Linked DNA regions of Homo sapiens: all the other regions are linked to region 3. A link is a loop called in an ENCODE intact Hi-C map of the cell type or tissue named here. Cell type or tissue: PC-3. All regions are shown on one strand.

Evidence for each region. A loop is a pair of places that touch in the nucleus more often than their neighbours do. Peaks named below come from ENCODE experiments on the same cell type or tissue, not always from the same donor. Only the 100,000 strongest peaks of a DNase experiment are listed, where the experiment ranks them.
Region 1: a loop joins it to region 3, with 21 times the contacts of the local background. A loop is called at or near these places in 3 of 110 quality-filtered maps.
Region 2: a loop joins it to region 3, with 8 times the contacts of the local background. A loop is called at or near these places in 3 of 110 quality-filtered maps.
Region 4: a loop joins it to region 3, with 7 times the contacts of the local background. A loop is called at or near these places in 5 of 110 quality-filtered maps.

What each region holds. Positions count from the first base shown.
Region 1 is chr4:152,157,742-152,165,741 of GRCh38, reverse strand. No RefSeq gene overlaps it. Among named protein-coding and RNA genes, the nearest start is that of LINC02273, 61 kb to the right of the region's middle. In PC-3, no CTCF peak of the experiment used is centred here; no DNase peak of the experiment used is centred here; H3K27ac peaks cover 1,392 bases.
Region 2 is chr4:152,261,741-152,269,740 of GRCh38, reverse strand. It overlaps the pseudogene RN7SL446P. Among named protein-coding and RNA genes, the nearest start is that of FBXW7-AS1, 72 kb to the left of the region's middle. In PC-3, no CTCF peak of the experiment used is centred here; a DNase peak (open chromatin) is centred at 4,480; H3K4me3 peaks cover 421 bases; H3K27ac peaks cover 1,908 bases.
Region 3 is chr4:152,006,975-152,014,974 of GRCh38, reverse strand. No RefSeq gene overlaps it. Among named protein-coding and RNA genes, the nearest start is that of LINC03074, 55 kb to the right of the region's middle. RefSeq lists an enhancer at 423-582. In PC-3, no CTCF peak of the experiment used is centred here; a DNase peak (open chromatin) is centred at 3,384; H3K4me3 peaks cover 613 bases; H3K27ac peaks cover 3,242 bases.
Region 4 is chr4:151,758,139-151,766,138 of GRCh38, reverse strand. It overlaps GATB (glutamyl-tRNA amidotransferase subunit B), which reads left to right and starts at 5,132. Exons shown (of 13, transcript NM_004564.3): 1 at 5,132-5,332; 2 at 7,217-7,367. The coding sequence starts at 5,157. RefSeq lists an enhancer at 5,137-5,416. In PC-3, a CTCF peak has its summit at 4,906; a DNase peak (open chromatin) is centred at 5,038; H3K4me3 peaks cover 1,746 bases; H3K27ac peaks cover 471 bases.

The DNA of each region.
Region 1 (8,000 bases), 150 kb before region 3:
AGCAGTAAACAATCATGCCCTATTTTATTCCTAGTTAAGTGAATTATCATAATACTAATTACTAGTAAAAACATCTGGTTTTGGCACAGCTCGACACAGGGATTTCTCAGTGCAAGATTTGATATTTGCCCTGAAATCTTAACCTTTGCTGGGCTTCCCAGCTCCTTAGGCTGACCCCTCTAATATTTGAGCTCAAGACCTTCCAAAGCTGATAGTACTTTCAAATTTAGATGAGCTATCCCATAAGAGACTTTTTCTGGTTACTGATATGCACAATACCTTTTTGTATGTCTTTATTGCTTGTTTAATTTTCCATGGAAACCATTCGCATGAAAACAAAGTTTGGTTCCTTACGTCAGTTCCTGTTGCTTCTCCCAGTGTGACCACCTGAGATGATTATCCAGTCACTGTGGAATTTAGCAGGATGCCACTGTGAGAATAAGACACCATCTGCAGGATAATGCTCTGAATCTGGGGGCTGGTGGTGGTGGTGGCTAAAACTCTTGTCAGACTGAAAGCTTGTTTAAAAGCATGCAGTTCCTGAAGTCTGAGCCAACTTTAGTTCTTCCATGGGAAGGTTTTAATGACAAAGAAAAATTAAAGCCATGTATCTCAAAGTGTGGTCTGGGGATCATTTCGTCATAGCCCCATTATTAAATCATTATTTAAATACAGATTTATTTAAATAAATAAATATTTATTATTTGGATCATTATTAAAATACAGATTCCTGGGTTATGCCCTACACCTACTGAATCAGAATTTCTGGCATTTGTATTTTTATCAAATCCCCCCAGTAATCATAAAGGGGATACTAAAGTTGAGGAACCACTGGATCTGAATACATGGATATTTTATCCAGGCAAATAACCCCAAGGTTGTTGGTCCAATATCTGGAAATATGCCTAAGAATTCTGGGCATTGAAGAGATCTGCTTCATGTACTGATGCTGGTGTGTCTCAGCACACAAGCCTGCTCCTGGTGGTGAAAGCTGCAGAACTGGTTAGGCATTAAAGCTGTTCTGGGACCCAACTTGTCACACAAAACAAAGTCCATATGACCAACAGTGTGATGCAGGCAAAGTGTGTGGACCACAAATCAGGAGATTTGGGCTCCAGACCTGGATATGCCATTATAAAATGCTCAACCTTGGCCATGACGATGGTTCCCATTTGGGCCTTGATTTCCAAATCTGTAAAATGAAAGAATTGAAATACGTTTGTGGTTTTGTTCTGTTTTTTGTTTTGTTTTTGTTTTTGTTTTTTCACAGCCCTAAGGTCTCAGGAAATTCAAGGGGGCAATGAGGAGGCTGAATGGGCAGTTCATGCCTACTTCAAGCAGAGAAGATCAAATCCTCTTCTATATCAAACTTCCACAAAAAATTAATTTTGAAAACAGAGATCTGTTGCTAAAAAAGGAAAAAAGAAAAGAGAGAAAGAAATAAAAAGAAAGGGAAGGAAGGAAGAGAAGGAAAGAAGAAAGAAAGAAAGAAAAAGAAAGAAAGAAAGAAAACTACTAAATGATTCATTAGAGGTCTTCTAGCATTATGATTTTGAGATAATTTTTTAGTGGGTTCTAGTTGGTTTACCTGGGAAAATACATTATTCCTCTCTTTAAAACACAGGATTATGAAATACTACACCAACTATTTTGCATGCCATCTTACAAAATGTTAATTTAACATTTCAATTTAAAAATAAGTCAAGGATATAAAATTTCCCTTTCTCCCCTAAGAATACATATACACTTTAGAACATTTCTACCAAAGAGAAGTTGGGGCTTTCCCAACTGCATGATATTTTATGGATAGTTAAAGGTAATAGATAAATTCATAACACTGCTAGGCTTTTCCTCAAAGGAAAACAGCAGGGGTTGATGAAGTCTGAAGTGTTTGAGCAGGTTGACATTAATGGCTAATACTGGGGTTTGGAATGTATGTGGATTTTAATTTTCTATGCAGGCTCTGTTCCACATTAATAATGGATAATCAAGAGTTGATTGTTCTTTGAAAATATGTGCTTAATACTGGTTTTCCCACCTTATCAGTCAGGCTGGAGAACAGAGCTGTGGTGAGCAGAGAAGGGAGAGGGTCGGGCTAAATCCCATCCATCCAGGGCTGAGCTAAGAGATGCCGGCAAAGTTCGCCAATCTTTTCCTGCTTCATTTTTATCCACTTGAAAAGTAAAGAAAAGATCTGTAGCCAAGTAGATTTTCCATGTTAGAAACTATTCTGAAAGTTCATGGGTGGCTGGGCGCAGTGGCTCATGCCTGTAATCCCAGCATTTTGGGAAGCTGAAGTGGGCAGATCACCTGAGGTCAGGAGTTTGAGACCAGCCTGACAAACATGGTAAAACCTGATTCTACTAAAAATACAAAAAATTAGCTGGGGATGGTGGTGTGCACCTGTAGTCCCAGCTACTCTGGAGGCTGAGGCAGGAAGACAGAATTGTTTGAGGCCGGGAGGAGGAGGTTGCAGTGAGCCAAGATCGTGCCACTGCACTCTAGCCTGGGAGACAGAGTGAGACTCCGTCTCATAAAAAAAAAAAAAAAAAAAAGTTCATGGGCATATTAGTTTGTTAGTGTTGCCATAGCAAAATGCCACTCAGTCATAGGTAACACTGAGTAGCTTACACAACAGCTCACAATTTTAGAGTCAAGAACAAGATTAAGGCATAGACATGGTTGCTTCCTTTTAAGACCTTTCTCCTGGGCTTGCAGATGGCTGTCTTCTGATGATCTGGTGTCTTCACATAGTGCCTCTGTGTGTGTGCCCGTCTGGTCTCTTCCTCTCCCTCTCCTCCCCGCCCCTTCTCTCTTTCCCTCCCCTTTCCCCTTTCTCCTCTTCCTTATCCTCTATTCCCTCTCCCTCTCCCTCTATCCTTATAAATGACATCAGTCAGATTGCATTAGGGTACACCCTAACAGCCTCATTTTAACTTAATTACCTCTTTGAAGACCCTATCTCCAAATGCAGCCACATTCTGAGGAACTGGCCGTTAGGGTTTTCACATATGAATTTGGTAGTGGGGGATGGGGAACAATTTAGCTCTTAACAACGGATTAATATGAACAGGGAATTTTGAGCTGTACTGAATAATTACTAAGTATTATTACTGTTATTACTAAGTTGACATTACTTAGGATGCATTTTGCCCCAAATGATTAATTTTGAATCAGCTCATCTGGAATGCTGGTCTCTAAGTTACTGCACAGAACAGGCCAATTCTGGCCACAGCCTGGTATGGAGAGTGGCTCAGTGCCTCCCTTCTAAAGAGCATCTAGATAACGGGGATGTGGCTGACCTGGCCTTTTAAGTTGCTGTTTTTATAAGTTGTCCACATATTGATGTCATTTACTTTTGTCCATCCAGCATAAGGTATTTAATGATGAGATTATTTAATTTTGAGATGAGGGTTCAAGCCATAAAATTTTTTTGAAAGATACCAAACAAATAAATAATAATGGTTTTGCCAGAATAAGGATTTTAACAGTGGGACAGTAAGTCATACTCTGATTCATACGGGAAGGATAAAAATAGCCTGACAACAATGGGGAATTATGAAAAGTGCCTATTGAGCAGTCACTGAAAGCCCAGTAGGGCTGTAAAGGGAAATGAATGCATATCTAGCGGGTACCTTCCATACTCATTTGCAAGTGCATCTCTTTCTTGGACAGGCATCTACTTGTGCTCAATAAATACTGGGTGATTGATTAACAGAAAAAAAGATAAGCTGAATATGGGGCTGCAATCTCAGACTTCTGCTTTTAATACTTAAAGAAGTCTGAATTTAAGCCTTCTTGTGTCATAATAGCTTAACTTTGGAGCACAGAAGAGAAGCTGTCTGCTGCTACTCAGAGATGCCTGTGGTTTCAGTGTAAATGACAATCAAGGCTGGTCTGTGTGTCCAGTTCTAGGAGGACTTAGGCATGTGTCCAGGACAATTAAATGCTCGCTAGCACCCTTTGGACTCTAATTTTGAAATTATTTTCTTGGGCATGTATACTGGAGAATGAATGCTGGCTATATCATCTAATGGCTGCTTTTCTAGGGCCCAGGTTGTCATGGAGGGGGTGGGGATTCACAAGCCTTTTCACTGTCATGACACACATAGAAAATGATGTTTTTACGGCACACTGAGATGACTAGATACATCAATCAGAGTCCAGTTCAGGACATCAGAAACCACTCTAGATACAGTAACAGACCGAGCTGAATATGGGGAATTGGTTGAACAAGCATTAGGACTGAGAAAGTAGAGAAGACAGAAGTAATCCAAATGGAGGAATTGCAGCTGCCTCCTCTAGGCTGGGGAAAAGAGGCTAGAAGTTTGGATTATCAGACCTTGGAGCTTGGAAGAGGGACCTAGGGAGCTAGGACCAGTTCTCTGAGCAGGGGTGGCTGCTCGGGGACCGCTGGTACCTTAGGAGCTTGGAGGATGGAGCCCAGGGACCCGGGAACCTGCTTCTGGGGAGGGGCACTGCCTGGATGCTGCTAGTACCTCTGAGGGGCATAATAAGGCTGGTTCTGGGAGGGTAGGGAAAAGCTGGAAACTGGAACCCACTGCTGCTGTGGGGCTAAAGAGCCAATGCCAGGTCACCACTGCCAGGAACAGCCAGCATGTGGGAAGGAGCAAGTCTTCTCTGCTGCCTCCTGCCTCCCAGTCTCCCTTCAATGCCTCACTTGAGGACCATCTGGGGAGTTATCTGTAAAAGGAGAAATGTATTTGCAGCCCCCCAGCCCCAGCGTCACAGACCCAAGTACAGAGGGTAGGTTTGGAGCTGGGAGGCAGTAGCTTAATGGTTGGCACCCAGGACTACCAGCCCAAGATGTGGCCATCCCAGGTCCTACACTCCTGCCCCTCGGATTGGTAGGGGAGCGTCAAATCTCAGCCTACCAGTAGCCTATTAGGTAAGTGCTGGTTTAGAGACCTAACTGTCAGCAAAAACAGATGGGATCGCGTTGTGGGGAGAGGACGCTGCATGGGTATGTAGTGAAAGTAACAAGATGGGGGGAACCTCAATGGGCCTGATGCAGGGATGGAAAGAGCCAATGGCTAAGCATGGGCTCTGGAGACTGAATGCAGAGCGCAACACCGGTTCTATCCCTGACCTGGGGCAAGCTGCTTAACCTTCTTGAGCTTCATGGAGCTGCTGTGAGGATTAAATGAGATAATCCAGGTAAAGTGCTTAGCCCGGCACTTGTCACAGGGGGAGCATTCAGCAAGCGTTAGTCCCTATTACCGAAAAATTTGTGGAACTTGTTCACCCACTTCTCTGTGACGGTGATTACTGTGCATGCACACGGTGACTCATTTTCTCATCCTGACAGGTCTGTGCTACCCGAGTCCTGCATGGAACGCAATGTGATCTGTACTGGCCAATTAGATCATCCATCTTCCATTGCAAATCTGCTAGGGAGAATGGGTCTATATTGTGTCATTTCACACCAAGACGGTAATTTCTTACCCTCATTAGCAGAGTCTGCTCCCATGTGATCTGGAATCTTAATTTCTCTATCCTTCGAGTTAGTACCATAGCCCCTTAGTTACGAATGCTGACATTAGAGCAGGCCTTACTCTTAGTTCCTTATTACTGTTCTTGGCGACTGTGAGCATTTAACCAAATGCATGATTATTTACAAGGCTGGCTTTCTGGTATGCTTTGGGAAGTACCAGTCTGTAAGGCCATGTGGTGTCTTTAAGACACCCCCATGCCAGAGAGGCCACTTATGGGACTGGTGCAATAAAACCCACTTCAGTCTGAGCTTATCTCAAGCTCTTGTCCCATGCTTGTTCCTGTCCCCTAATGCCTAGCAGCTGTCCTTGGGCTTCAGGTTTTAGCCTTGGCCTGAATAGTCAGCACCTCTCTGATGTTACTTTTGGTTGGCATGCAGATATGCTCTTATCCCTGATCTGGGCCTTTCCTGGATTCTACATCTATCCAGTGGCCCTGCCCGGGTCAATTAAGGGGGTTGGGAGAGGAGGGGACACCCAGATGGGGATGATACTCCTGTTTTTTTGAAGGTACCTAAAATCTCATTGTTAAAGATACATTGCTTTAGGCTTTAGGCTGAGGTGCAGAATTTGGGATGTTAATAGTTTTTACTTGGAGATGGGAAAGCGTTTTGTGATGGAAGCATTTGAGAAACAAGGGGTTAAACAAAGTTGAAAAGGCTTTTTTAACCCAAGTCTTATCCCAGCTGTTAAAGTGTTAATGTTAATTGGTGAACCTCTAAGAAAGACAGTATGCGGCAGTTTTCCAAAATTTATGCAATGCTCAACTCATGTTTTGAAGGAGTAGTGCTTGGGACTGGAAAGTATTGCTTTTAGGCTAGGCATTGACTTTCTCTTATGATCTTTTTCTCTTTCTTAGTGTCTTCCTTCTAAATAAAAGTACTTCTGGCAGGAAATATCTATGAAGTCGCTATCACTTTAGCGAGAATTAGCCTGACTAGTTTCCAGGCACTTTGGATTCTTCCTTTACAGAGACTCTCACATTAGCTCTTCCTTTCCATCTCATCCCCACTGTCTGCTCAGGCTTGGCCTGGCAGGTTGTGTAAAAGAGGTGGATTGGAAGGGACTGATGTGGGACACTTGACTCTTCATTTTGTTTTGGATGCAAGGATGAGTTCCTTGGACTTCCACCTGATCTCCTGTTCCTTATCCCTTTCCTTCTCAGGTCAGTTTAGTGTCTTGGATTTAAACCATCTAAAGCACTTGCTTGGCTTAGGTTAAGATGACAAACTGTTAGTGCTGAGGGACTCTTCAGTAGAAAGGATGGAAGGTTAAATGCCAGCGGCTCCTGCCTCCCAAGCCAGGTCTCCTCTGCCCTGCACTGAGCTGCCCCATGGTGCTTCCATGTCCTTGATCCCACAGAACCGCCTGTACTTTCGAAGGATACAGAGGTCTCCTGGGTTTGGCAGATGAAGGTCCTGAGGAAGGCTCTGGTGGAGGCTGACAGTTTCCATCTTTGGAGATGGGCTCCTGAGGTGGCCTTCAGCACTCTCAAGCCCGAGGGACCTCTCTTTCTTGGGTCCAACACGGACAAAGCCCAAATACCTTTCCCTGTTCCCCATCACACAACCCAGACACATGGAATTTTCAAAGGGAAATCAAAGGGAAATGCACCATGAAAACAAAAGCAAAACCACAACATACATGTATACACGAACAACAACAAAAGCAGTGAAAAAAAAAGAAGAAGAACAGAGAAAAAGGAGAAACCGAAGAACAGTTGACTTCAAAGCTCTGGGCTGCAGCCACCCTGGCCAAGCTCCAGTGAGCTTCTTTGAGTCTGTGAGAGATGAACTGTTTCTTGGTGACAGTAAAACCTCCCCTTCCACAAGGACCTCATGCTCCAGCCCTCCTCCTCTGCATTATTGATTTAAAAAAACACACACCAAAAACCCCAGCCTCATTATGGGGTCCATTTGGCAGTAACTTCTTCTTTGGACTGAGTTCAAGACAAGCCAATGCTGCACTCAAATATTTCTCTGGAATAAATCTATTTCCATCCAGTGTGCATCCTGACTTAGTTCTCTGTGGTCCCCAGACCCCAGAGTCCTTCAGGCTTCATCTGCCTGCAGCTGCTCCCCCTGTTCCCAGCTCCCTGCAAACAACAAATAAACAAAAAAAAGCTGCACCTTTAATTTATGGAGGACTTAGGGTGGCGCCAGGCACCACATTCAAATCTTCACAGCAGCTTTCAGAGAATGATTCCATCATTATAATCTGAATTTTAAGAAGTGAGGAAGCCGAGGCTCAGAAAAACTAAGATGAATGACATAAGACAGCTAATAAGCCAAGGGGGCTGGGGCACACCCCTGTCATTCTGACTCTGTAGTCAGAGCTCACAACTACCCCCTCGCGCCTTGGGGTGGAGATAGATGGGCTTGCTTCTTGCTGAACTCACTAGACTTCTGCCTGCGGTCACTTGGGAGGTCACACAACAGAGCACGAGGACTGAGCTGAGAATGGAGCCCAGCCATAGATCTCTTGTAG
Region 2 (8,000 bases), 250 kb before region 3:
GCTCAGCAGAGTTATGGTTTTGACAGGTGAGGGGAGGCAGCCTCCAGAAAGCCTTGTTAATTTCAGAGGTGAAATGGCAGGATTGACACTTGCGGTGATTCCCCACAATAAGGCCATTGAAATAGTGTTTGTGCAGGGGGTGAATGGAAATGGGTTCTGATGTCTTCTGCACATGGTGACAACAGCTCACATTAAATAACCATTTTGTGTCTGTCTCTCTGGGCTCATTTAGTAGCTTATTCTTCTCTAGTTATCAGGGCATGGCTCCTATTAATCTCAGGGAGAGAGAAAGGGAACTCGGCTTCCAAAGGGGAACTTTCCCCCTGGCATGAGCTTTATTTACATGGACTCCGTGTTGGCCATAGAGTTTCCTAGGAATAAAAATTACTGGGAAGATGTTTGGGACATATTTTATTCCACATCCCTTGACCGTTTTTTTTTTTTTTTTTTTTTTTTTTTTAAGAGACAAGGTCTTGCTTTGTCACTCAGACTAGAGTGCAGTGACTCAATCTCCACTGCTTGGTTCAAATGATCCTCCCACCTCAGCCTCCCAAATAGCTGGAACTATAGGCATGTGTTGCCACACCTGGCTAATTTTGAAATTTTTAGTAGGGACGGGGTCTCGCTATGTTTCCCAGACTGGTCTCAAACTCCTGGCTTCAAATGATCCTCCTTCCTTGCCCTCCCGAATCGCTGAGATTACTGGCATGAGCCACCATTCCTGGTCCTTCCCCCTGACTCTTAGTCCAACTGTGTCTAACACAGAATATTTGGAAGTGGACTTTATAAAAGGAGGATGGGAAAGCAGGAGTAGCCAAGAACCCATATCAAGCCTTTTTACAAGAAGAGGCAAACTTAACTGGATGTTTCTTGCAATGTGTTTTTTGTTTCTTCTATTTCTGGAAGGTGGTAAGTTTTCTACTTGATTTTAACCCTCTTGGCACTGATGGTTGGGCTGGATTAAGGACCACATTCAGAATTGAGCTTATTATCAGTTACTTGGCTTCTTTTCTTGTGAGTCAAGACTTGTCAGGAAGCTCAGAGATGTTGGACCAAGCCTATGGACTGTTGGGTCCACCCCCATTTTTCCATCATCTTTATTTACCTTTTAGGACCTCCAGTAGTAGCTTCATTCCCACCCATAGCACCTTCTCACTGCAGGGCCTTTAAGGAAAAATAGCATGCCGAGCTCAGGCTGTGGATAAAGAAGGGCAGAGCCCCCATCTTCAAAGTCATCATTCTCCAAACCTTTCTTGCAAAGCTCTGGGACCCACCCTCTAGAAGGATCTTGGATCTGCTCTCTTTTTCTTGCAGGAATTGAGGCAACGTTCTTGTAGGGGACATATCCTGAGACTTATCCGGGGCTTAGATTTGGTTGGAAGTGGGTGACCTGAAGCCACCGTTATGTTTTGGTGAGTGTGACTCAAATCTCTGTGCATATGGGTGTATGTCTTTATTTCCCTTAACTGAAAGCATTCACAAGCCATCCTGCTTTTTTTCTCCCTAGCTGCAAGCAATAAAAGTGAGGCACCCTTGCTTTTTAAAAACCTTTAAAGCCCTGCTCTGTCTACTGGATACTGCTAATTCCTGGGTCTCTGGATGAGTCTCACCTCTTTGTGGATCACTCAGAACTTTGGTGCTTTGGGCTATAATCAGTCTTACTTTTCATCTTTCATCTCTTTTCTGCCGGTGACACATGGTGTTCCCTGCCAGTTTCCACTTCCTCTATCATCCATCTATCTCTATGTACCGGCCTATCTATATATATCTACCTGTCTGTCTATATATATCTCCATCTCTATGCTCACAGTTGACAAATGCTAGCGAGGCCCATAAGAAAGAGCCCCTCCAAGTTTAATCTATAGTAAATATGCTTCAGTGTCTACCTGAAATGACACATTATATTCTCCACCAGACCTCCTAAGGAGATTTTTATTAGATTTTCTAGCCTTCTGGGAAGAGATCAGGGAGAGGAGACAATGCCAGTTTCTGCAGAGCTTCTTCAGAGATGGTGGGTCCCTTTCTTTAAAAGTCTAAAACCTTCTTCAGTTTATTGTTTATTGAACACTTTCTGGATGCTGGGCATCACACTGGGCACCAAAGGTGAAAAGCTCATAGCTCCTGACCTCCAGGGCAGCTAGTGGGTGAGGAATGAAACTGAAGACTTTGCAGGTTCCTGAACTTTGACTGTCTGTTGCAAAATGGCCTAGGGAAAGAAGTCAGTAGAAGGCAGGCCACTTGGCATGAGTAATGCAATTGGGAGAAAAGAAAAAGTCTAGATGGGGATAGGGAAGGAAAAACAGACAAAATAGTGCTGGAAAATAGTAGCCATTTCTGGGCCATTCACTGTGTTCAGGGAATTTGTCTTTCTTGCTTACTGTTGTATTCCTAGGGTCTAGAACAGTGCCTGGAACATGTCTAGTGCCCAAATAATTATTTGTTGAATAAAATGATGAATCTCAGTGACTCACTTCCCTTTCCTTTCTGGCTAGGCCATTTGCTGAAAGGAATCCCCTCATTCCCCCGCTCTGAGATAGGACAATGCCATTAGGCAGGTATATCTTGGGAATTTGCACCATCTGTTTGGGGCCCCATGGAAAGGGTATACCAGATGAACCCCAGGTCTATTTTGGTCTTTACTTTGCATGTTTCTTGTTTTTTTGCATCCCATGCAGATGGATACTGTCAGGTTATTTATAGCAGAAGTTTGCACACAATAATAGAACAGTTGCTCTAATTCCAACGCCAATTGAATAACTTTGGTTTTGCATTCTTCAGAGGACCTGTAGCAAACCCAGTATTAAATAGCCGTGGTACCAAGGCTGTTCCCATATAGCATCAGCTGCTGCTGATTCTGATTGCCTTTCCCAAGACAATTCTCTCTCTTGTTTTGTTTGTTTGTTTGTTTTAGACCAAGTCTCACTCGGTCACCCAGGCTGGAGTGTGCAGTGGTGCGATCTCAGTTCACTGCAGCCTCTGCCTCCTGGGTTCAACTGATTCTCCTGCCTCAGTCCCCTGAGTAGCTGGGATTACAGGTGCCCACCACTGCACCTGGCTAATTTTTGTATTGTTAGTAGAGGCGGTGTTTCACCATGTTGGCCAGGCTTGTCTTGAACTCCTGGCCTCAAGTGATCCACCCACCTCGGCCTCCCAAAGTGCTGGGATTACAGGTGTGAACCACCACACCTGGCCCTCTCTTTAACATGGGACACAGTGATTTTTGCTTGCATGCATTTCTTACAGGTTTTAGAAAAAGCCCACTAATAGATGAAAAAATTATAAATAAAATATAGTGCTGACAAATTTAATTCAATGGTATATTAAATAATTGATACACGTAGCCAAGAATGCAAAGATGGTTCTTATGTACAAGGATGTGCATGATCTTAGGATTTATAATAGTAAATATTGAAAACAATCTATATGTTCAACAATAGGGGGCTGGTTTAGAAAATTATGGTACATTCATAGAATGTAATACCATATAGCTATCAAAAAGTCTATTTCAGGGTAATATGTTGTAATATGAGAGAAAATGGTTATGATATACTAAATGAACACCTGCAGGTCATATTATACACAAACACACACACACGATATATGTATATATCATATATATATATATATATATATATGATCTAATCTTATGAAACTATGAATTCCCAGGAAAAAAGAATGAGAGGGTATGGTGAGTAATTTCTCAATGGGCAGATCATGGGTGACTTTTATTTTCTCTTCCTACTTTTCTGTTTTTAACAGTATTTCTGCAATGAACAGTTATTACTTTTGTAGCCTGGAAAAAAAAATTCCATAAGTGCTATTTTGAAGAATAGTGCCACTGGTTTCTTCCAGGGTTGGGGCTTTATATCTGAAGTTTGTATTAAAGACTAGCTCAGGACATTCACTATTAGGGACAACCAAAGGGAAAATATAAAGTGTGCAGTCATGGTCTTTAAAGCAGGCATTTAAAAGGTTGCTTTTTATCTAATCTCAAGAGGAAGAGATAGGTAGTGTCTTCTCTGCAGAGATTTGTTAATGCTGGTTTGTACATTATCCAGGCATCTCAGACTTGCCCTAAAGACCATCTATAAAGAACCAGCGTGTGTAGATAGTACATGCATTTTCCATATCCATAAATTGTGCACGTTGTTTGAAGCCAGTCATCAATCAATTTCCCCTGGAAACAAAGACCAACATGTGGAATAAACAGCAGAAAAGCTTTGGAGAGAGGAGGCTCTTGAGGAAGAGAACTTGTGCAACCTACTTTTGCTTGTATCTCGTGCTTTCCAGTGCCCTGTCTTGGAACTTAGTCCTGGATGAGGCATTCGTAGCAACCTCGTCACGCACAACCTCACGTGTAAATCTATCTTGGTTAAATATACGAGTTTTCTAAAGCCGGAGGGAGAAACAGTCTGACTCATCGCCACTGTTTTAACTTGAACAAACTATAATAGCTACACAGCGGGTTCCAATGATTAGCAGCAGTATTTATCTTTCCTAGTTTGCATCGACAGTGACACACTCACAGTTATCTGCCCAGATACAGCTTCTATAAAGCCAGCTGCGTCATGCACGTTATTTTTAACCGTAAGAAGAAGAGCCATAGCTAATGTAATCTATGATAGCTTTGTAATTAAAATGTCTTACATAATGAAGAAATCTAATAAATAAAGTACAGCAAGTATTATGTTGCAAAACAAACACATGCTTGGATAAAGGTTTTTGCCTTAAAATCTAGCTACTACTATATATCCTCAAAACTTGTCGCTGCCATTGAGAGATGAGTGACAGCCTTTGATATCCAGAAAATAAAATTAGGGAGATCCTTTCCAACATGGGACTTAGACAACTGATGGTGAGAAATACAGAACGTGATTTACTTGACAAGTAACTAGTAACCTGGGACAACCCCAAAAGATAAAAGGAAATGGACTAAAGAGTGAGCCTATGGTGATTCTGTCGTAGAGGTTGATAAATTTTTTTAAAATAATGACACATCAACAGGAAAAGCAAATATGCTCTGCTTAGCTCTTTAGAAGCAACCTCATCACCATTGCTAATTGTATCCTATCATTCTGTCACTGCAAATCTGAGGAAACTTTGGTGGCTGTTGTCCTTACATGTCCATTTGAAATTTGCTCCAGGGAAACCGAAGATGTTTTGTTTCCTCTTGTGTCTCTTATGCTATCATTGAAATAGCTGCTAGATGTGAAGACATATATATATCCTTTTAGTCCTATGAGACTTTCCACTTTCCAATGAAGAGAAAACCTTTCCCATCAAAAGAGAGAATGGGCCAGGCATGGTGGTGGCCCCTGTAGTCCCAGCTACTCATGAGGCTGAGGCAGGAAAATCGCGGGAGTCCAGGAGGTCTGGGCTGTAGTGCGTTATGCAGATCAAGTGTCCACATTGAGTCAAGCATCAAACATGGTGACTTCCTGGGAGCAGGGCACCAGCATGTTGCCTAAGGAGGGGTGAACCAGTTAAGGTAAGAAACAGAGCAGGTGAAAACTCCTGTGGTGATGAGTGGTGGGATTGCGGCTATGAATAGCTACTACACTTCTGCCTGGGCAATATAGTAAGATTCCTCTCCGAGAGAGAGAGAGAGAGAGTATTTGAGGTGGAAAGTCAAGTAGATAAGAAAATATCCAGGAATGCTGTGTATCACATTTTGGGTTGAAGAATTCCTATATCTGTTGTCCCTTTGAGCATGAGACTATTGTCAATGCCTTTGACTATTGGCAATGGGAAATGTATAGCCTGTGATGTCTCCATTGCAAGAGAATCTATGAGCTGCCCTGGACAGCTCTTGTAAATCAACAATTGGAAAATGGACTAGGTTAGCTCAGGATTTCCATTTTGGAGCTATTAGCGACTACTACAGCCTCCAACCATATGACTTCCACAATGCCAGATTAAACATTTATTGAATGAATATGTAAATCAATGAACTGTGTAATTGGAAAAATGAAGGAAAGCTTCGATGAGACCTGAGGCTACAAAATCCCTCTAAGTACCACTATCCACATTCTGTAAGTTTTGACATGTAATATTATCATTAAAGTTCATAATGATTTCATTACAGTTGCATTATTATTTTATGTTAACATATGAATAACCTAGAGATATGCTTTTAATTTTAAGATAAATGTTTTTTTTTTTTTTTTTTTTTTTTGAGACGGAGTCTCGCTCTGTCGCCCAGGCCGGACTGCGGACTGCAGTGGCGCAATCTCGGCTCATTGCAAGCTCCGCTTCCCGGGTTCACGCCATTCTCCTGCCTCAGCCTCCCGAGTAGCTGGGACTACAGGCGCCCGCCACCGCGCCCGGCTAATTTTTTGTATTAAGATAAATGTTTTTAAAAGTTTATCTTTCTATCATTTATTTTTCAGCTAATTGCATTTAGTTATAGAATATGGTCTGTGTATATACAGATTCTTTGAAATATGTTGAGACTTGTTTCTTGCCCTCTATTATGAGGTCAGTTTTACTCATATTTGCATGTTTCACTTATGTTCTACAATGAATTTCATACATATGGTTTTTGATCCTTCTTTTGGTTTTAGGGCTCTGTATGTGTCCATTAATCAAGCCGTGCTGTTAATTGTGTTGTCAAATCTTCTATATCTGTATTGATTTTTTGTCTGCTTGCTATATCAGTTTCACAGAGAAACTCCCACTATGTTTGTGGATTGGTCAGTTATTCCTTGTAATTCTACCAAATTTGATTTGTATATTTGATGCTATGTTACTAGTTTGGGCAAGATTCAAGTGATCTCTTCCTAGTGAATTTAATATTTTTATCATTATTTAGTGACTTACTAATATTTAAAAAGCTTAAAGTTGATTTTATCTATATTAATATAAATATATATTATTTGGGGGGTTAATATTTCCATAATATGCTTTTTAAATAGGTGACTTTCAATCTTTCCACTTCTTATATTTTAGATGTCTCTTATAAATAGCATATAGCTGGATGTTAGAATTTGACAATCTGTAACTGTTAACTTTAGTCCATTTACATTTATTGTGATTGTTCATGTATTTTAACTTATTTATACCATCTTGTGCTATTTACTTGACTTTTTAATACTTTTTTCTTTGTTTCTTGTCTTTTTGAGATTGAAATTTTTTTATATAATTATAGGGAAAAGTAATTTTCCCCATTACTTTTTGGAAAAGATAAACTCGATTTTCTTTTTTTTATTGGTTACCCTTTAAAGTTTAATTGTACTTAACAAAGCCTAAAGTTACTTAGTATCTCTACTCTTTTCATAAACTTTTAGCACATTTAAGTCTGACTACCCCTCCCATCTTATATGTTATTTTTGACTGCTTTAAAAAAAATCTCTAAAATTATGCATTGTTATTGTAACTTCCTACAAGTATTCATTTAGATTTAGCTGCATATTTGCCTATTCTTAGCTTACATTTCTTCTTATTTTTTACTCCTCAGCTTTATTAAGGTATAATTGACAAATACAAATTGTATATATTTAAGGTATGCAATGTGATGTTTTGATATATGTATAAATTGTGAAATGATTACCACAATCAAGCTAATTAACATTTTCCTCACCTCACATAGTTGCCTTTGTGTATGTGTGTGTGGGGAATACTTAAGATGAGTCTTAGCAAATTTCAAGTATATAATACATCCTTTTTAACTATGGTCACCATACAGTACATTAGGGCTCCAGGACTTTTTCGAGCTTTCTTGCAACTGCAGGTTTATCCTTTTGGTCACATCTCCCCATTTCCCCCACCCTGCGGCCCCTGGTAACCATCCTTCTACTCTTTGTTTCTGTGATGTTGACTTTTTTAGATACCAAATATATGTGAGATTATACGACATTTATCTTTCTGTGTCTGGCTTAGCATTATGTCCTCCAGGTTCATCCGTGTTGTCACAAATAGCAAGATTCTTTTCTTTTTTAAGGCTGAATAACATTCCTCCTCTGTGTGTGTGTATCAATCACATCTTCTTTATCCATTTAGCT
Region 3 (8,000 bases):
CTCCCAAGGCTAGACCTTGGTTGTAACAAATAAACACTATTCATGTGACATTCTACAGTGTGCAAAATGCTTTCAGCTTCACTGGTGCTTGTTTTTTAGTAATGGCCCTGTGAAGTTGCTGATGAGCAATCTAGACTAAAGAGGTTGTTAAGAGGAGTTCCTAAGGTCATATAGCTGATAAAGACTTGAGCTCACATCTTTTATTCCTGAATTCTCTTCCAGTGCTGTGTTAGAAACCTAAAGAGGAGCCTGAGGGAGGAGACTGCATTAATGCAATTATTCTAATTTAGAGACATAGGTCTGAATTCTTGCATCTAAGGTAGCAACCAAGAGCGTTTTAGGCCCTGGTCTTCAGGTGGCACCCACCCTGCACTATCTTGGGCAACAGCCATGAAATCCTCCAAATCATGCATTTGCATTTCTCAGTTATCACCCCTCCCACCTGGACTATTTTGAGAAGGAAAGCAGCAAGCACTTCCCAGTCTGCTTCTCTCTGTTTCTCTTTCTCTTTCTTTCTCTCTCCAACCCCCAGCCCCGCCCCTGCCACCACAAATGCCACTTACAGAGGCTCCGTTTAATAGTATCCATCAGCCTCCCAGCTGGGGGCAGAGATAAGGGTGCAGTAGTTACTCCCCTATGCTCTTCTTCAGGGTTTGAGGGTGTCACTATCACTTCAATTTGGGAGCCCTTCACACAAAGACATGTGTGCTCAATTACCAGTTCCTAGTGTGGAGAGAGGAGGGGAAATCAACTCTGGCACCCAGCCCAACCATGCGTCTCTTTTACCTGTAAGGATCTCTTCTCCCTCCACCTGGATGCCTCCTCTCTGTCCTTTCCAGGCACTCCAGCCTGCCTTCTTCCCCGCTTTGCCTGATGAGCTGAAGGTGAGGAAACTGGCCAGTGGGCAACTCTTCCTGGGACACAGGAAAACTCTGTTTGAGGATCTGGGTCATTTCTAGACTTATGGCTGTGGCAGGACCCTGGAGCAGTGAACTGGGTCTGCAGCTGCTTCCCCATAGATCCTTTAGACCAACCGGAGGTGTTGCCACCTTCCTAAAAACACTTGTTTTGTCCTTTCTTGCTCCTTCTTAATTCAGTAGCCATTCCTGGATTTTCTATCTCCATCTCTCAGATTTTACTTGCCTTGAGGGAGACGATATAATTGCTGATGGGTTCTTCTTTCCCTCTGCACAGAAAAAAGCAGGTGACTGAGACCGTGGTATCACAGTACAGAAAGAGTTTTATTGACAGGAGGCCAGCCACACAGGAGATGGGGTTTTTGCTCAAATCAGTTTCCCCAGAGGCTTGGAGATTAGGGTTTTTCAAAGACAGTGTGGTGTGCAGGGGACTAGGGAGTGGGTGCTGTGGATTGGTTGGGGATGCAATCATAGGAATATGGAACGTGGTCCCCATGAGCTGAATCCACCCTTGGGTTGGGAGCAACAGGATGGGTTGAATCATGATAAGTCATGAGTCCGGGTGGGTCAGCCAGGAAAACATCTCAAAAGACCAATCTTAGGTTCTACAATAGTGATGTCATCTGTAGGAGCAATTGGAGAAGTCACAAATCTTGTGTCCCCTAGCTGCGTGACTCCTGAGCAGTAAGAGGTTATAGAAATATACCTACCTTTTAGCAGAATTTGAGCTCCTCCCATAATCCTAATCTTGTGGCCTTTCATTAGTCTTACAAAGGTGTTTCCAGCCTCTGAACAGGAAGAAGTCAGTTTTACGTGGGACTATTATCATCCTTGCTTCAAAGTTAAACAGCAAACTAAATTCCCCCTATGGTTAGCTTGGTCTATGCCTAGGAATGAGCAAAGACAGCCAGCCTGTGAGGCTAGAAGCAAGATGGAGTCAGTCATGCTAGACTTCTCTCTCTGTCATAATCTTTGCAAAGGCAATTTCAAAGACATTGGATTATTCATAATTTTATGGCCCAAAGTTTTTAATGGGCTAAGTGGTCCCAAGATGTCATATAAGAAGGTGATAGGAAAAACTGTATTGAAATACTAATTTTTGCACTTTGCTGGTGTGTGTCCTTGGGCCCATTACTTAACCCAGAAGTCCCCAACCTTTTTGCCACCAGGGACCAGTTTCATGGAAGACAATTTTTCCATAGATAGTAGGCAGGAATTGGGAGATAGTTTGGGGATGAAACTGTTCCACTTCAGATTATCAGGCATTAGATTCTCATAAGGAATGTGCAACCTAGATCCCCGCCATGCACAGTTCACAATAGGGCTTGTGCTCTTATGAGAATCTAATGCCAGCCCTGATCTGACAGAAGGTGGGGCTCAGGTGGTAATGCTGGCTTGCCACTGCTCACCTGCTTCTGTGTGGCGTGGTTCCTAACAGGGCACAGACTGCTACCAGTCTCTGGCCCTGGGGTTGGGGACCCCTGACTTAACCCCATTTCTGCCTCAGTTTCTCCACCTATAAAATCTGAACAATCCCTGTGGAAGGGTCATTGCAAGGACTCAATGAGATAATGCATATGAAAGCCAGCCACTGGCCCAATGGAGGACTCAATAAAGATTTGGCCCTTCCCTGACAGGGTCTTCCTGACTAGATACTCGGTGCCTCAATATTGAATTGAAAACTAAAGAAAAACATCACCCGTCACTTCAGAAATCACATTGTCTCTGTGGTTCTTTGCTTCTCCTCATACAAGTCTGCTTTCAGACACGCTGAAGCCCTCACACTTCTTCTTTTCACTGTTACCCCATTTCACTTAAATGTCAAGTAAAAGCTTCACCCCCATTTCTACCCCAAGTCACCAAGGCAGTTCTGTTTTCCCCATCTTCCATTACCTCCCCACCCCTAGACACACCTGTACCTACAACTAGGGGAGAAAGGCCAGGGAATTATCAGTTCATTTATTCATGTTTTGTGTCCACTTTGCCCCAGATAGGATCCCAGGCAACTCCAAATGTGTCATGACAGTAAAATTTCAATTTAGATTAAATTCAAGTTCGGTAGGTGAGGACATGGTGACATCGGGAACGTGAGCTACTGGAAGGATAAGAGGGAGCCAGGTGGGAAGTTAGCTCACAAAATGCATGTCAGTTATGTGAACAGATCCAAGAAGAGTTGGACATTGATAAAGAACCACGTACTTACTCCCTGCCCCAACTGGCATTTTTGGGGAAGGGTTAGAAGAGAAAACCACTAAAAATAACAACCATGGCCACACCCTCTGTCTCTTCCATGGGCAGAAAAGCACTGGGGCTTCTGCATTCTCAGTGTGAGAGTCAGGAGGGGCCAGGCCACGGCTGCTTTCTTCATAGTCTCCGGAAGAAGGTGGCCACGTGTTCATCATCCAGGAAGCCAGGAGTAGATACTCCTAAAACTGGTCATTTAAATTCCTAGTTTAAATGACTAAATTGAGATAACTCAGGGCTTTGCTTGGAAAATACAAGTCCACAATGAATTCCAGCAAGCTTTGACTTTATGACACGGAAACGCTGCAGGCATCGTAGTGACTCAACAAATTAAACAATTATCAAGTGACATTAAGAGTTTAAAAACTAAGATGACTAAAGATGTGTACCCCTACACACACGCACAACCACTAGGTAGGTTTACTCGGAGTTCATGGAATCACTAGAACTGGAGGGAAACTGAGAGGGCCTGCATTCGCTAGTGGATGAGGATGTGCAGGTTACTGACCAGACCCATCCTAAAGTGACTGAACGGCAGCATGACCATTGCCAGAGCTTCTGATGCTCATTCCAATGGGTGTGTCTCTTCTACTTTTTGTACCTTATTTCTCGACTCACCTACTTTTTCTTTGCCTTTGATTCTGACCATCCCACCTGCAAAGTCCCATCCTTGTCTTGCTGTCTTCCCTATTCTTCTCTCCCTGGACCTGACTCTGTGGCAAAGCTGCTACTGGTATTTTGACTGCTCACTTGCGGGGCCCATCAGAAGCCTCAGCACCAGGAGTTTTATTCTCCTGTTTCTAAGGTGATATTTGGGTTATTTGCAGTAGAGGTGTTTACACCACACACCCTGCATTCACGTTGCTTCCTTTCTGTTACACTATTGATTCTTTCTCTTGGCAGCTGAGGGGAGGCTTTGATGTGGGGATGTGTTGTAGTTTCTAAAGGAGGAAGATGTTGGTGGGAGGATTTACAGCTGTTTGAAGAATTCCTCCTCCTCCCTGGCAATTGTTCTAGAGGGAGGGGCCAGTGGTGCATTTTCCAGGCTAGGGGCTGCTTTCCTGAACTCTGTCTCTCTCTGAGAGGGAGAGAGAGGAAACTGAAGTGCTTCCAAATAAAGATCTGAGTAATGAGATTTGATCTACAGGGATTTGTTATTAAACTCCAAGAATTTTCAGATGCAATCCATAGCACCAGCAGATTTTGCTCCTTTCAGACGGGCAAAGGGGCTGCTCTAGTTGGCGATGAGGAGGTACAGGGAGGTCCTCTCCACTATCCCGTTTCCCCTTTAAATTCTTCCGCCATAAGAGACTTCTCCTGTTCTGTTGCAGCAACTCTCAGCAAGTGAATAGTGCTTTCTGGGGACCTCGCCTTTGTTAAGTAGATCTGCAGTGATACAGTAGAGATTTTAATGTGCAGTGCTGTGTTTTAATAGACTATTAAACTACAGCATTACACATTAGCTGGCTATGGCACAATTGCAGAAATATCAAAGATATGCTCTCGGGAAAGCACTATTTACTTTAATGAGGAGATGCTGAAATAGACTGAAAATCTCTGCAAAGTGAGCCAAGAGGAAGACAGGGAGAGGAAAGAACCAAGGAGCTCGTGATCCAGGCTGAAGCAAAACCCTTTTCTCATTCCCAGTTCCTGTATCTGTGAGGGCAGGTTCTCGCTGGGTTATAACCAACTTGAGTCTGGATGACTTGTTACCATGCTACAGGAAGACTTTTCCAAGCTGTGTTTCAAGGTTGGAGTGACTTTGAGGCATGTAGTCATTTGTCTTAGCTTATGGGGGACTGGAGCTTTGATTTTTATGGTTTGTTCTGCTCTCTGTGGCTAAAATGACAGGAGCACAAGGTAGATGATGTTCTTCTTTGGAAAAGTCCTTTTGCTCCGAGATTTTCTTCTCCCAAGTGCCCCCACCTCAGCACACACTCGTAAGTAAGCACAAACACACAGAGATGCATCCACACACAGACCTTTTGGTCTCAGCAATAAATAAGGAACTCGGGAATTCCAGAATCTGTTCCCCTCTCATCATTTCAGAGGCGGCTGGGCTGAGACTCTTCCCCAGAGAAAACCACCAGATTTCTGATCAGCTGTGATATAAGAGAGCAATTCAGCAGCTAAAGGACCCCATCCAGCCATTATGCAACGTAAAACTGCGGGCAGGTCGTTCTCCACCTTTATCATACTGCAGCAGAAATAAACTCTGAGAACAGAGCTATCCAAGCCTTACTCAGATGAGAGCTGCAAACAGCATTTTCCAAAAAAAAATCCATCTTATCTCACACGCTTTTTCTTAACATGCCTTCCTGCTATACAGCAACATTTAAAAACCAAATTGCAAATGCTAAAAAGAGGCCAGTGCCTTCCCAGGATATGCGCCCCCAAAAACACTCTTTATGCAAACCCAGGCCCACAGGAAGCCTGGAGGAGGCAGGAAGAAATGGAAAGACAAGGGAAATAACCCCAAAATCAGGAGTACAACAAGACTTCCCCATCTGCCTAAAGAGTTTGCTCATTCAGCCTTGGAAGTAATCGCTTTCTTACTCACCCAGTGACATTTTATTCTGGGTGAGCAGACAAGAATGTTAATTTCATTCATGCTCTCTTCTGTGTGTTATTATGAGGAAGGGGGGATTGCTTTCCTTTTCTTTTTTTAGATGGGGGCCTTGTGAGTAGGGCAGGCAAGCTGCTGTCCACAGGGTAGGATTTGAGATGGTTCTGGGCAAGGCCCCTGGCCTCCCTCCTACAGCCAATGCCTGTCATCCCACCTTCAAAGCTTCATCCCTCTAGGGTTTGAAAGCACATACAAGAAGGGAGTTTCACAGCCTGCATCTTTAAACCTTTTCAAAAATGTATTATAAAAATAACATGCATATGGTTAAACAGTTATTTCCCAACAGCCCAGGAAGTTTTCAATTATAAAGAAAATATCTTCTTCATCTACCTTATCCCTAATCTAATTCCTCAAATGAAGCCACCATTAATAATTTCAGTGTTTGGTTCTTTGGGTTGTTGTTATAATTTTAAGTGACTTATTTTCTTAATTTCATTTCAAGAAGCAATCAAATGATTCCCTGTGGTTAAAGAAGACAGAAACATATTTTCCTACCTTGGTTGTCCCTCCACTTCTTAAATGGACCCAACATCTTTAGGTAACGCCTTAGAGATTAACTGTAATTTTAGCAACAGTTAGTTAAAAGTGAGCTGAAGGTTCTAGGTGCTGGGCAGGGCTCACAGGGGAAGTCTGGAGACTCATTTATTTTTACTACATGGCTCTGTCCGATTGTAGTAACTTTTTCCCTACCCCCTCTTCCGTTGGTTAAAGGATTGCAGGCATTGGAAGACAGACAGCCTTGATGCCCAAGGTGAGAACTTGCTTTAAGAGCCTCACCTGTCTTGAATTTGTCTTCATTCATTCAGAAAACATTCATTCATTCAAAAAACATGTGTATTCTACTTGCACCTTGTGGTAGACAGCATTTATGGCCCAATTCTTCACACCCTTTGCCATGTAACTTTGCAGTATCATGCCGCTGTGTGGGCAGAATGAAATTCCCATCCCTAGCCCCAGCCACATGTCTTCCATCCTTGACTGATGGGATATTAGTAAACATAGCACAGACATGCTGGCCTTGCTTCTTCTTGCCTTTCTGCCATCACCATGACAAGGATGAGCCCCAGCTAGCCCTTAGTCTTGAGAAAAGCATGGCTTTCCTGGCTAAGTTGCTCCAGCTGAACCAGCCCAGTGGTGATGAGCCAGGCCCAGCCTAGATCAGCCAGACCCCACAGACCTGTGAGAAACAAATGTGGGTGGTGGTAGGCCCCTGCCACTCTATAATTTTCATTATGTGGCAGTTTTGATTGATACGAAATAACCGATACAATCTTACAGGCACCATCCAGAACACAGGAAAGGCGGCAGGCAGCTGAGCCACTACTCTCACGGAGCTCACATTCCATTAGCGTACTTTCTAGTTTTCACACCTATATATTACCCCTTGCTCTTCCCACCCTGTGTGGCAGTCCTACTTTTAAGATGAGAAAACTGAGGCTCAGGAAGTCTAAGTGGCTTCCTATTATAATGTTATAATAGAAGCAATCTAGAAAGTACCAGAGCTGGGACTATGAACCCAGGTCTTCTAAGTCCAAATGCTATGCTCTTTCCACTACCCCATAGCAGCCTCAACCTCTACCTTCTCCTGAAGTCTGTACCTCTCACCAGAGTTGCAGAGGGACCTGACTTTGAGTGAGAAGATAGATGGACTAAGTAAGTCTATAAGTCTGACCCAAAGTGGACTGCTCTATTATCAATAAAACAAGGAGAAACAACTCCTTTTTATCCCCTGAAATTGTTTCTTCTTGCAATTAAACCAATCTCTGTTTACAAGTATTTAGCATGATTCTAGAAATTGCATTTTAAAATTATGCGAACAGAGAGAAAAGGCAGCCCACACAGTGAGTGATTTCTCGTGGGTAATTGGCTGCTGGTTCTGGCTCCAATGACGCCTTCTTTTTTAGAACATAATTAGTGATTTCAAAGGAAACTGTTAGAAATGGCCTAGGTCTCCAAAGAGAGGCTTTTCTAGCTCTTCACATCAGGAGGTCTACTCAAACTCATGCTGACAAATTTCCCTTTTTGTTTTTCTCCCTTTCCTAATGACCTCCCAAGCTCTTTTTCAAAGGTTGGAGAGGCTGTAGATGCACAGAACTCTTCCAGATATGGGAGGAATTCCAGATTTGCATCAGAAAACTCAGAGTCTCGTTCCCCTGCCTTCCTTCGTTCCCTCCTTTTCCTTCCTTCCCTCCTTCTTTCCTTCCTTCCTTCCT
Region 4 (8,000 bases), 250 kb after region 3:
TTGAAAAACACAGTATCCAGTCCCATTCTTAACACCATTTATCTTCATTCTTACTATACGTGAGGGGATGAAAATGCCTTTTAGTAGCCAAGCTGATGTAAGTGTGGAATTCACATCAACTGAAATCACTGCTAGGCCAAGTCATCAAAATCTTATTGTTGAATTAGAATCTAGACTCAGACTCCAAGGAGACATGAATAATGTGTGTGCTGGTCTTTCCCTAACTAGTATTAATGAATCCCTGGGAATTCTCTCTCTCTCTCTCTCTCTCTCTCTCTCTCTCTCTGCATTTATCTCCGTGGTTGTTTCATCTGATTGTTGCTTGATTTTAATTCAATCTGGCACTTCTTCATGGAGCACTAAATTTCTTCTCAACGGCTATACATTAAACTGTGGTGAGCCCTGAAGGCTCTACCACCAACATGAGTTCAGCCTTTATTGCTTTGTGCAGTCCATCCATTCTTGGTTCAAGGGTGGCCTAGATACAGAGATACCAGTTCAGATACGCATAGGTAATGACACCAATTACAGGGCAGGATGTGTAAGATAAGCTCTTCCATTCTCTTCTGTACCATGCTGATGGACTCTGATACATCTTCCCTTCAATTATCAAGTAGGAGTTCATTCGCTGAAAGGTCTCATCAAAGTCCACGTGTCTTGGTGGTGGAGTTCTTTAATGCCACACTTTTCAACATCTTTAGGCTTAAAATCAGGAGAACCATCTGACATACAAAAACATCATCTGTTTTGAAACCTAAACGTTTCTATTATTGGAGCTCCTGAATTAAGCTACTGCTTAGAAGTGTGTGTTTGGTGATGTGTGTGTGTGTGTACAAGCTCTCTAACTTTGAAGGCCAAATATCGAATTCCAAAACACAAAAGAGAGAATTTCTTGGTGCATAGAGGGATATGACCACATGCAAAAACACAGTTTACAGAAACATGGAGTTTAACGTGTTCTACCACCCATTACTTACAAATCAGGAGTATCTTCTTTCAAGTACGTCATGAAGCAAAGGATGTATGGAAGTGGAGCTTCTTTCTTACACATCATTCTTGTTGGCTCTGAGGGAGTAGCCAGATTTCTAGAAATTTCTAGAAAAAGCCCGGGGAAAGAGCAAACCATCCAAACCATCCCCTGAGATTAGATAGAAGAAGGGAGACCATAGAGAGCTTCCAGTTTATGGTCCAGGCATAATAGCAACAATGTGCTGGCCTCATCTTCCCCATATGGCCCTTCATCTCTCAAGGACATTGAACAGGGTGTTCTATTTCCTTGCACTGGAAAGGAAAAAGGAGTCATAGATTTCTTTGCTGCAAAGCAATCTTCTAGAGAAAGCAATTATTCCCTCTGCATCAGTATTTTATCAGAATCAAGACTTTAATGGTAAAATAAAAGGAAATGAATCCTGTTTTCCCAATTGCTCAGCATGCATGTATTCCCAGTCTTTCTTTTTTCCCCTAATGACACCTAACTGGATTTTAAAATGTAGTTTTTCTAAGAAGGAACTTCATGTTTTCAGAATGCTTTCTCAAAAACAGGAGCTCTTCTAGTTACAACATAAATGATGCTATTAATTTCTGTTATATGTACATTATCTTATGTGGGTTTTGTTGTTACTGCTGTGGTTTCTTTCTCTTTTTTTAAGAGAATATCTACTGACCTAGCCATCTTCCGTCTCTACCATGTGGCATAAAGTTTCAAGACAGCAGGCTGAGTTCCATAGCCATAGAACACATAGAAACTCACAGCCAAGAAAGACAGGGATCAAGCTCACAACTGTGCTAAGAAATACTAAGATAACCATCTGCTTCCAGCTCTGTTAGACTACAAGGGGCATTTTGTTGATTAGCCTGCTAAATGCTTTTAAAGCATTGACTTTGTTTCCACAGGACAAAAGTAGTTAATCAAAGACTACATTAGTTAATGCAATTTTAACTGGAAAGATGTATACAAATAGATTTCGACATACATTGCCAGGATAGTGGAAACTGTCTCTTTTTCACTTTACTTGCAATTTTAATGTTTCTATTGAAATTATTTATTTCATTTAAAAAGTGGAAACTTAGAACCACCTGTATTACCCCCTCACATTGCACCCACATTGCTGAAGAAGCTATCTATCCTAGGACATTGGGTATTCATGTTATTTCCCCCATCGTGAACTAGTGAAAGGGAATGATTACAATTAAGCACAACTTAGATTTGAGAGAAAAAGTAATCTGTGTTCAGAAATCAATGTGGTTTTATTCATAGTTTTGAGTCAAATGCAGAGGTGAGCCAGTTCATTCCAACTCTGACATTCAAAGACCCACTGAAGAGCACTAAACAAAACCAAGCATGTTATTTTGACACATCTAACTACTGCCATTTATAAGTAACGACTCGAAATTCTGCTCTGCTTTACATAGCTTTTTAAAAACCTGTTCTAAATCTATTTGTACTGTGTATCAATTATATGGATAAAATAAGAGCCGAGAGGCTCTCCCTAAGAAAAATGTTGTTTTTGCTAGAAACTCTGCCCAGCTACCTTCTGAGTTCCTTGAAAATGAAAATCTCTGTGTCTCCCAGATGACAGCCACCTTGTCGGTGCAACCAAAATAGCTCTCGCAGCTGGAGAGCTGTCTATCAGCAATAGTTCTGACAGATATCAGATTTGGCATGCAGCAGGAAGGCTAGAAATGGTCCCACAGAAGGCGGTTTGGTGGGAGTATGACCAGCTAAGGAGCAAGGCAGGGGGAGCACTCAGAAAACAGTGCTCCTGTTTTCACAAGGAAAACTACAGGCATTTCGGGAAATGACAAATAGTCTTGAGGGAGAGGACAGCCAAAGAGATGGTTATTGACAAGTCTCTATTTCCACGATTAGTTCTATAGGATTTTTGAAAGGGCAATGATTAGATAGAGACAAGATGCAGGAAACTGGCCGGTTTCCGTTCGTGAAAGGAAGCAAATACACTTACATGCGTAGGATTTTTATCTCCTCTAGTGGTGGGGTGGGGCCTTTGAGGCGATAGCCTATTACTGAATAATACCGCTTCAGAAACAAAGATGAGCTTCCCTTATAGCGCGTTTTACCCGTAAGATTAGGATTTTCATTAAATGTGTTGCTCTCCCTTACAGTGGTTTTCAAAACATTCCCAATCTTCCATTTGATGGAGTGAATCGCCTTTTAAGGATGCTGATTACCAGCGATGAGGTAACAAGTGTCCCCCTCTCTTTTTAGCTAGAGATACAAGATTCCATTCTCCTCTGTTGTCCTAACAAAAGTGAAGCCATTTTGTGCTCAGAGGCAACTCTCCTGACCCCTAGTCTGGGCCAGAAAAACCTGAGGAGCTAAATAAGTAAAAGAAAGCTAGCTTACCTAGAGTAAAGGTGGAAAACATGGAAACTCAGAGGGAAGACTCTAGTAAAGGATCTAGAGAATCATCTGAACCTTAAATAAAGGGCAATAATTAGAGAGAAATTTTGGAACAAGTCTCCACCACTCCCTTCCAGTCCCTGTCATTTTTGTCATTTTCATCCTTGGTCAAATGACTGATACTTCTGGTGTGGCAATTTAGAACAGTGATAGTGGATGAAAAAGTAGAAAAGATGGAAAAAATAAATGATGACAATTTTAAGGACAGTAACTAAAGTTTCTTTCTTCCATATGGATATGCAATTGAAGTGTATTAAAGGAAAAGATCAAAGGTTACAGCCAACTAATCAATGGATTATTGATCAATAACTGAAAATCTATCAATGTGAAGTATACAAAATATGCAGCTTTTCCCCTTGCCCTGCTCTATACTCAGAATTAGGCATCACTGATGTCTACTTGATTTCTCCTCTTGAATGTCTCCAAGGCAACCAAACTCATATGTTTTCTTTGCAAACCTGTTCCTTTTCTGGTTTCCTTATCTCGGTGGATAACTTCATCAGCCAGTTGTGCAAACCAGAAATCCAGGAGTTATTTGTTTCTCCTAGCCTTCCACCATCATATCCAATCCATCAGAGTCCTTCAATTTTACTTCCTATATCTATCTCAAACAGATCCATTTCTCTTTGGCTCTGCCACCACCCTAACTCATCATCTCTCCCCTAAACAATTACTGCTCCAAAGGGCATCCACTCCATCCTTTGTCAAATGCATTCTCCACACTGCACTACTTTATTCAACAAATATTTTTAAGGAACCTACTTTGTACTGTAGTGAATAAGACAGACGAGGAATTTGTGGAAATAGAAGATAAACATCAGGCAGTCAAAAGCACTACGAGGACAATCAAAGTCGGGTGATGAAATAGAGAGTGGCTAAATGACTATTCTAGACTGTGTTCAAACACAAGAAATCGGTGGCAGTTTTAACAAGGGGTATTAGTTTTGACACAGGAAAATGAAGGAAGTCCGCTGGGACGATGGTATCTGCTCCTAGCATATAAGGAGTGTGTTTCTGATACTGGCCAATAATAAAAAGGAGGTTAAAATGTACATGAACATTCAATCTAGGGCTGTTTGTCTCCAATTACCTCTGCTTAAACATAGCACTTACTACCTATATGGAAGTATCTTATTTTTGTTAACTTCTGTATGTCTCCCTTCTTTAGAATGTAAGCTCCATGAACATGCGGGCCATAACTGTCTTGATCTCTGCAGTAACTACAGTGCCTAAGAGAACTGAGCCTGGCATTACGGTAGGCATGCAAATAAGTATTTGTTGCATTAACGCACAAATTGCTGAGTGAAGCAGGAGAGTAGACAGAGAATATAACGGATTGGGTTTGGGGGCTGAGGAAGTCTCTGCTGAGCTGTCAAGGTCATTTACTTCCCCTTGCAAGGTTAACTGGGTTATAAAATCCCGGCCACGCTTTAGCACCAAGCATCAAGCGCTCACACTCTAACTTATACACACGCTCACAGCCACAAACCTCTCCAACTCCCCGCTAGGAGGAGTCACACCTCCCCACCCAGAAACCCTCCCACCCTCTCCTCTATTTCTCCTTCCCTCCCCTCTCCGCGGGGTTCCGGCAGGCTTCGAATCACAATGCTCGCCGGGAATAGTAGTCTTCCGGTCCGAGCCTATGGCGTTTTTAATGCATTTCCAGAACTACGCTTCCCAGGGAGCCTCGCGGCATAGTGAGGCTGAGTCACCTGACCAAGACCCTGGAGTTACAATGGCGGCGCCCATGCTGCGCTGGGGCTGCCGTGGAAGACGTTGGGCTTTCGCCCGGGTTGACGGTGGTTCTTGCCACCGAAGAGGGGCTCCGACTGGGTCCACATCCAACCAGATTAGGGGAGAGAGCTCAGTGGCTCAGCAGCCCCTCCACACGGCCCAGAAGACGAGGAAAGGGTATTCTGTTTCATACATTTCTGCCCACCTAACTGTGAGGTGGAACTGCAGGACTGGGGAAATAATGGCAATTACGGCCCAGCTTCTAGACGTTTTGGCTGACGGGAGGGCGTTGAGTTATAACCTGGAGCCCCGAAACCTAAATAAAAGCACAAACAGACTTTCTATCAACTCCGCCCCCATATATAAACCACTGTTTTCAAATAGATGTAGTTGGGGAATTCGCGAGTGTAAAATAGCAAATATTTTCTTGAAGGGTGCACAGACAGAAGAGTGGATTCGGTCATCTTACTAATAGCACTAGCAGTGGGGACGGTGACACGAGAAGCGGGATCATATTTAGCTGATTTTATTTAGCGCTAGTATGGGCTGGCAGCGTTCTAAAGGTAGAAAGGGAGCCTTTACCTACAAGCTCTTGGTAGTGGTGGGTTATTGTCATTAGTCAGAAAACACTAGCTATCTGTGCAGGCGTTTTATGTTGGAATATGTGTGACTAGACCTAGGAGGACGCAGCCAAAAGAAGAGATACTCCCCCTGGTTATATGGAGAGTTTTGCTTATTTGGCCAGATATCCCCTGAACAGCTGTTTATGCTTCATTATGTAAGAATTAAATAGTTTCTCTTTAAATACAGAAACATATGGCAAGTTTCTAATATTTTGTTTATTCTTTGAGACTAGTTGGCATTATTTTTACTTTCAGTTGGAGGAACAGAGGGAAATTGTCCAGAAAGAAGTATTCAGTTTTGTATTCTTTTCGTGAATTAGATTGTTTCCTTGTGAATGGAAAGTACATTTTTTCTCTCATGTAATGGAAATGCAAAAATACTTTGAATGGTGCTTTACTGCATGCAGAATTTCTAATGAGTTCCTACTTTAATTCCCCTCCCTTATGGGCTGTGTTTCCAAACTTTAAAAAGAAGGACTTATTCTTGCAGTACTTCAGATATAGAACTTTATATGTTGAAATGATTGAAACAAAACAAAACGATGTAAAATATGTATATATATATATATGTATATACACAAAATTACTTGGGAGAAGAGCAGGATAGGAACATACATGGATTTCATAGGGAATAAGCACATTTATAAGGACCTGGAGAGGCCTATGTACAGACCCAACAGAGTAGGACTGACCAGATAAGAGAGATTATTATAGCATTTAACAGCTTCTTAGATTTGATAGCAAATAAGCATTAAAAAAGTAACCTGAAATTAGGTCTCAGGAATTGAAAGTGATTTGGGGGACCAAAAATATGCCGCATCAGATGGTTTAGTGTGGTGGAGTTTTGCAAAATTTTTTTAAGAGTATCATTTAGTGGTGATTTATTGTATCTGTGTCTCTCTGGTTATTATACATGCAAACCAAAACATGGTTGAGAATTTCCTTTTTAAATAAGAGACGTGGAACTATTTATCATTATTTCTCTAGTAGTAGAATGTTGCCATTTATGTTAATTCTAGATAATGTGGGAAAGATCAGCTTTCATCATTTACTGAGTGATTACTTGATAAGTTACAGTTAATTTGTTAAATGCCGCTTTTCACTGAAGTCAGCCAAGCAGTTGTCACCTGATACCCATTTCTAAATTGTTTTAAGACGCCAAATTGTTCCTTTCTCTATAGCCTTCATGTTTATATCATCAGCCTCCTGATGCCATGTTGTAAATGAATTTTAGTTTGCCAATCTCAGTGTAGGCGCTTATTCTAAATTGTTTTTTATTTAGTCACTGATAAAATATGACACATTTTTAATGTGAGGATATAACATTGTATTAAGTTTAAAACACATATAGGAAATTAACATTTGTGGTTTAGACTTATAGAAATTCATTCATGGTGACAAATATAATACATCTTAACCATTATCTCTTTCTTCTTAGTGAACACAAATGGGCTGCTGTGGTAGGTTTGGAAATTCATGCCCAGATTTCCTCCAACTCTAAACTCTTCTCTGGATCTCAAGTTCGCTTTTCAGCACCTCCAAATTCTTTGGTTTCTTTTTTTGATGCATCTCTACCTGGAACTTTGCCGGTAAGATTCTTATTTAATCCTATTTTCATTAGAAAAATGTTTATTTTATATTGAACATGGAAAATTATTTTCTTGTTTTAATAATAACACAACTCTTTGGAAATACTTATTTAGGGAGTTTTGGGTGAAGCGGGATATATTAAATGTTTTCTGAAGACCCATCTCTGTGATGCTGTTTCTAAGTCTGAATATATTCATACATGTATTCATCACTTCACAAACATTTTAGCATGTCTACTAATACCAGACATTGGGCTTTGAGCTGGGTCATAAAGATGATCCTTGCCTTTAAGGAGTTCAAAAACTAGTAGGGGAGATGTGTCTTATAAACAAACAGAGAACAGTGTGATTCCTTCTTTGAAGGTAATATGCAGAGGATGATTTCGAAACCCAGAGGAGGGACAACTAATTCAGTAAAAGAAAGGACTGTTGTGAGAAATTGAAGTAGGGGTACTTTAGGTTAAGGAAGGGTTACTGAAGAGGTGGTGGCCTGAGCTATTTGAGAAGCCCAATAAAATTTAGGCAGATAAATGAAGGAGGAGGAGGAGTCAACTCAAAGCAAGCAGTGTATATTACATGATTTTACAGTGTAAGGCCAGTAATGATTGTGGTTATTGCAAATTAAGAAACACT